Linked DNA regions of Mus musculus: region 2 is linked to region 1. The links are chromatin contacts, found by Hi-C or POLR2A ChIA-PET in ENCODE. All regions are on one chromosome and are shown on one strand. Each heading gives the region's core, a stretch centred on a gene start or an enhancer-like site at or near the end of the contact. The rest is flanking DNA. Distances are from core to core; before and after follow the strand shown. Region 1 holds the start of Neurl1a (neuralized E3 ubiquitin protein ligase 1A). Region 2 overlaps Neurl1a (neuralized E3 ubiquitin protein ligase 1A).

The links. Hi-C counts contacts between places; a loop is a spot of excess contacts on that map. ChIA-PET counts read pairs that join two places held with the same protein, here RNA polymerase II (POLR2A).
Region 2: a map of left cerebral cortex shows a loop between it and region 1 (2.5-fold over the local background). The contact joins the enhancer-like site here to the promoter of Neurl1a in region 1. A Hi-C loop is called at or near these places in 3 of 37 maps with a recorded cell type or tissue (all left cerebral cortex). POLR2A ChIA-PET finds 5 or more read pairs at or near these places in 1 of 5 experiments (embryonic stem cell).

The regions. Positions count from the first base shown.
Region 1 is chr19:47,177,507-47,180,122 of GRCm38, reverse strand. Neurl1a (neuralized E3 ubiquitin protein ligase 1A) reads right to left here and starts at 1,303. Exons shown (of 6, transcript NM_021360.4): 1 at 572-1,303. The coding sequence starts at 656.
Region 2 is chr19:47,220,647-47,223,262 of GRCm38, reverse strand. The region is part of intron 1 of Neurl1a (neuralized E3 ubiquitin protein ligase 1A); the gene reads right to left. Among named protein-coding and RNA genes, the nearest start is that of Gm36693, 20 kb to the right of the region's middle. Within about 2 kb of position 1,307, at least 1 of the 3 ENCODE cell types and tissues checked has a DNase peak (open chromatin) inside an H3K27ac peak, as active enhancers do.

The DNA.
Region 1 (2,616 bases), core at 54-2,553:
ATGCACAAAACAAACAAACAAACAAATAAACAAACAAAACCAAACAACCTGACTCAGACGGTGCAAAAGATCACCCACTTGCAAAGACCCCGGGAGCACGCGTCTGCCCTTCTAGTCCTGAATCTCTAAGACCCTCTGCTTGGAAATGCAACTAGTGCTTCCAGCGGGATCTCCCCCAGCCCTAGGCAAATGCAAAAAAGACCACAATGACTCTCTTGGGAGGCTCATCTGGAAAAACCTAGGTTTCCCTCCACACTGCCCTATCCAGCCGGCAAATGTTTTTCCCACCTCTTCTCACCGCTTAGCATCACTGGAGGGGACTCCAGTGACGTTGCCAGGGCAGATAAGGAGAATTGCGCAGACCCCCACCGACCGCCATCCTCCCTCATCTCCACCATCAGCACCGGTCAGCTGCCACCACAGCCCACCTCCACTGTCAGAAGCGCCTCTCCCGCCCTCCAAATGCACACAACAGGTGGCACCTGCCGGTCGTCCCCAACCGCACCCCTGCCCACCACTCCACCTGCGCCGCAACCCTCCCTGCAATTGCTCCCCGGTCAGCGAAGCCTACCTTTGAGGTTCTGGGGGTGGCCCCGCGACGCGCGGCTCGGGTTTCCTCGCTGCAGAGAGGAGACACTGGAGAAGTTGTTACCCATGGCATCGGCCCCCCGGGGGTGCTCCGGCGGGAGCCAGGCAAGGCTGGGCAGGAGCGGAGGAAAGGTGTGCAAGTGTGTGCGCGCGCGGGTGCGCGCTGCCAGGGGAGGGCCCTGGCGGGGCTGCGACCGGGGGCGGGCGGTTTGCTGTCTCCGGCTCTCCCTGGGCTTGGCGGTCTTCGCTCGGCGGGTCCTGCCCGCCGTGGGGGTCCTCGCGCCACCCGGCTACCGGGCTCCCATGCCCCGCGCCCGGGGCGGCCCGGCCCCTGGGCCCCGGCCCGCGGCGCGAGCCGCTGCGCTCTGCCTGGTGCTGGAGCTCGGATTCCGGCTGCGGGTGGGCGGCGCAGCGGCGGCGCGCTCCCCGCGGGCCATAGAGTCGGGGCTCGGCGCGCGGCTGCTCGGAGGCTCGTCGGCGGGCTCGGTCCCCGCCCGCGGGGACGGCCGCGGCGACGTGCGTGGCGCCCTCCCGCCCGCGGGTGAGCTTGCAGCGCCCGGCTCGTGTGGACCGCCCCCGCTCCCGCCAGGTCCCTCCCGAGGCCGCCGCCCCCAACCCCCGCCCTAGCGTCGCCAGGACTCCGGGGCTCCGGTTGTTATGGCGACAGCTGCGCAGGTTAATGAGCGTCTTAGTGACACGCGCGCGCCCGCTCTGCCAGATGTGGGTCTCGGGGCGCGCCGCGTTCCCGCTGGCTATAAGTTCTCGAAGGCGCGCGGGACCCAGGGTTGGGGGCGGCACTGCTCCGGACCTGACGTCAGGAATAGATGGGAGCTTCGGAGGTTGAGCGTCTCCCTGTCCTGGGACATAGAACCTGAAAACAAGAGGAAGAGGACCGCCACAACGCTGGGAGCCCCGGAGCCAGGGCGTGGCGAGGTAGCCCTAATGGAGGCTCCCTAGCACGGGATTCAGGGCCTGGCACGTGTTAAAACGCTCAGGAGTGAGTGGATAATGAATTAAGACAATTGAGATCAGGAATACAGTCACCTCCCCTTCGCTGTAGTTGGAACTTCCAATCAGAACCCCAGTCAGACCATTTCCTGACTGTTCAAACATCCTTTGCATGTTCAAGAACGGAGAACCACAAGACCAGAAGCAAGCCGATGGGACCCAGCTCAGGTACAAACCATGAGAGAGATATCGGTTCCAAGTTGAATTATTCTGTCAGCTGGAAAACTAAGAGATTGGGGAAGGGATAGAGGGGGTGCTATAGCCTATAGTAGACCAAGGTGGCTTCCTCGAGGAAGGGGGCAGTCTGTAAATGTCCTGTTCACGTGACTCTTCCATCTGTGTAGCTCAGCACTGCTACCTGCAGGAGGGACCAGGAAGTCATCTTGGATCTGGGGCGGTTATTTCTCCCAGTGTATCATGGGGGAGAAGACAGTCCGTCTGTCCATCTCACACCTTCATCAGCCTTGCTGCTTCTCGGGGCCATCGCTCACTCTAACCGGACTTTCCCAACTCGGATCCAGAGTGAGCCCTGGGTCATGAGTGGGACACAGACATCTCCTCCATCCTTTTCTGGAAGTTTCTCCATAGGACCCATCCTCAATGTGTAGGCACAGCTCTTTCCTGACCACCCCAGCTAAGCATCTCTGCCTCTCTCTATCATTCTCCATAGGGTCATCCCATTCTCTTCGTGGCTTTTATATGACTTTGCCTAAAAGTAGCCTTTTCTGCTTGGTTAGATTCGGCTTCTCTTGATAGAGAATAAGCTTGCTGAGGGGAGAGTCGGCCAGCCACTTTCCTCACAGTGTTCTAGCTCCCAGGGCAGGGACATGCGGATTCTCAGAAGTATTTGTACAGTGAATGGATCCCCATGCCTGCCAGCAGTAAAATCCTACTGTGATCTTTAGACATCATCTCTGATCCCCTTTAGCCCCCTGTCCTGCCTTTTACTCTCCTCTGATTGCACATGTTATATCCTTAAGTTTCAGAGACTCCAGGCAAGCTAGAAATACCTGTGAAAGG
Region 2 (2,616 bases), core at 58-2,557, 43 kb before region 1:
TGTCTTCTGTGACTAGACTCAGAGTAGCCTATAGGCAAACCCAGTGTTCAGGTAACAGCCTAAACTGGCTGAAGGAAGGGTAAATACGTTCTCATTCATGAGACTGGGGAAATGGCTGGCATGTGGAGAAGTCAGAGAGAGGCGGTGGGGAGGAGATGGAAGGCAGCTCCTTATGTTATCTATCGTGTTTGAGGTTTTGTTTTGGTTTGTTTTCCGTCAAGAACAAAGGATAATTTGATTGAGGTGATGAGTCATCTGGTATTTAGGGCTTAATGCCGACCTGCCAGGACCATCCTCCCTACCCTGACCGATTAGGCTGGGCCTGGAGAATGAGGAGCCCGGAAGACCGCCCCCAAACTCCAGCTATATCTGGACCCAAGAAAAACACAGGTCACTAGCTGGAGTCTGAAAGAGAATGACGGAGATGAAGCAGGGGCACAGACTAAAAGAGCTGCATAGTGCAGAGAAACCAGAGCCATGGAGACCAGAGGGTGTCCTCTGGGACAGGTGCCCTGAGCAGTGACAGCTGCCAGCTGCCCAGCCAGGATGATGGGAACACAACAGGTGCAGTGCGGGGGTGGAGACTGAAAGAGAATCTGAGCAAACAACCTGGTGTTGGGTGCCCTTCCCAGCTCCCACCAGCCTCAGGCTCACTGCCAGCAGCACCCTCTGAGACCCTCCTAGACACAAACACACCTGCTCACACTCCCCAGCTGCCCTGGATGAAACAGAGGGTTCACCATTCATTCCAAGCAGAAAAGACCCGAACATGGAGGTACCCGGATCCCTGTTCCCAGGAAAGCACATGTCAGCTGGAAGCCACAGGCACTGAACCCCCATCTTTGTGACTGTCCAGGAATGGCGGATGGATGGACCCACCCCTACCATGTGGAGATTGGGAGCTCCAGCCTAGGGGCCATACAAGTTGGCTCTGCCATCATGTGACAGGGCGAAGCACCGACCGTCTCTGAGGTTCTGTGGTCACTCCTATAATAGGGACAAGACAGGGCGGTAGTGCTCATGAGAAGCAAGAGACACAATGTCTGCAAGGCAAGATGCCTGACCACTGTCAGGAATGCAGGGGGAGCTTAAGGATCTACCCCACCCAGGGAAAGGAGTGACCTGGGATGCCGGGTATGAATACAGACCATGTTCCTCCAGGGAGAGATGGGGAACCAGCTTCAGGAAGCACCATCTCCTGTCACCAACATGTACTCAGCTCTACACATGCCTCACCAGGCAAGGCTCTACGCTTTGCATGTGTGCTTTTACACACCTGCTATAAATGCAAATGCCATGTCAGAGGGCTGGCTAGCAGCCAGTTCAGCTAAGAAAGGAGATTAAGCATTGTCCCTTGTCACCTGGTCGGTGCTCTGGGTCTGGTCAGAGTGGAGTGAATTTTAAAACTGGAAGGCAGCCCTTGTCTCTTGTCACAAATGATAAATCATCAGTTGGAGTCCATAAGATCTGGATACACCATAACCTTTCTGGTTAAGGTAAGGAATGGAAGACAATGAGACTTTCATGGTGGGTGGGGGAGAGCGGGAGGACACCAGAGTGATACAGGAGACAGGACATATGTGCCAGAAAAAAACCTCGTGCGGGACCTGCACCTGACTGATCCCTGCTGGCCTGCTGGATTATAAGCAAAACTGGCAGCTGATGCTGGGAGGATAAAGACCTCCTTTGCAGGGAGGACCCTTCCCCATCCCTCTCCCCATACAGTCACAAGCTCTATATACACGCATACACACAAATCTGAGGATACCCCCTGGGGCTCCTGTAGCTGTGTGCCTTTCTTCAAGCTGCCTGCACCTCTGGCTCTGTCCTTCTTGTCCCTCCATGGTCTCATTTGCAGCAGAGCTCAGAGCCAGCTGAGCCAGCGCCTCCCCCCCCCCACCGCCCCCGACTTGCTCCTGTATCCTGCATCATCTCTTTCTCCAACTCTCTCCCTCAGACAATGGGCATCAGCAAGTACAACATCGTGATGGCCCAGGACCAACAAGAGCTGGATGACTCTAGGATTATACACTCCCAGGAAAGCCACTGACAGTTAAATACCAGCAGTCTAGTGACTCCAATAGTTGCTGCAACACACTGAGGAGTCTGTGGTGGGGGGGTTGGGGAATGACTCAGAGGAGAGGAGGTGCTGAGACTGGGCTCCTGAGCATTTCTGACTACCTAGTATCAAACCTCAGGTATCTATTCTTTCTTCTAAAAAATGGGCTGGGAAGGAAAATGCCTACCTGCCAGAGCAACAGGAAGAAGAGATGAGGCCCCAATACAGCGAGCCCAGAACAGCCTGGAAGGCCCAGGAAGTGTGGTCTAGATGAGCCTCCGTCATAACACTACATAAAGGCCCTACCATGTCCCCATCTTACCAATGAGGAATCACAGGCACAGAATGAGAAACAGCAGAGACTCGGCTTTGAACTCATGTCCATCTGCCCAGACACTTTGGCCTTCCCCCTCCCCATCCCGTGGAGGCTCTCCTGAAGGGCTCCTATGCCCCCTAGTACCTGCCCTCAAATAAAAATAAAACAGGAATCAAGATAAGTGAATACCCCTGGTGGCTAACTTTTGTTGTCAACTTAACAGGATTTAGAGTCCCCGTAG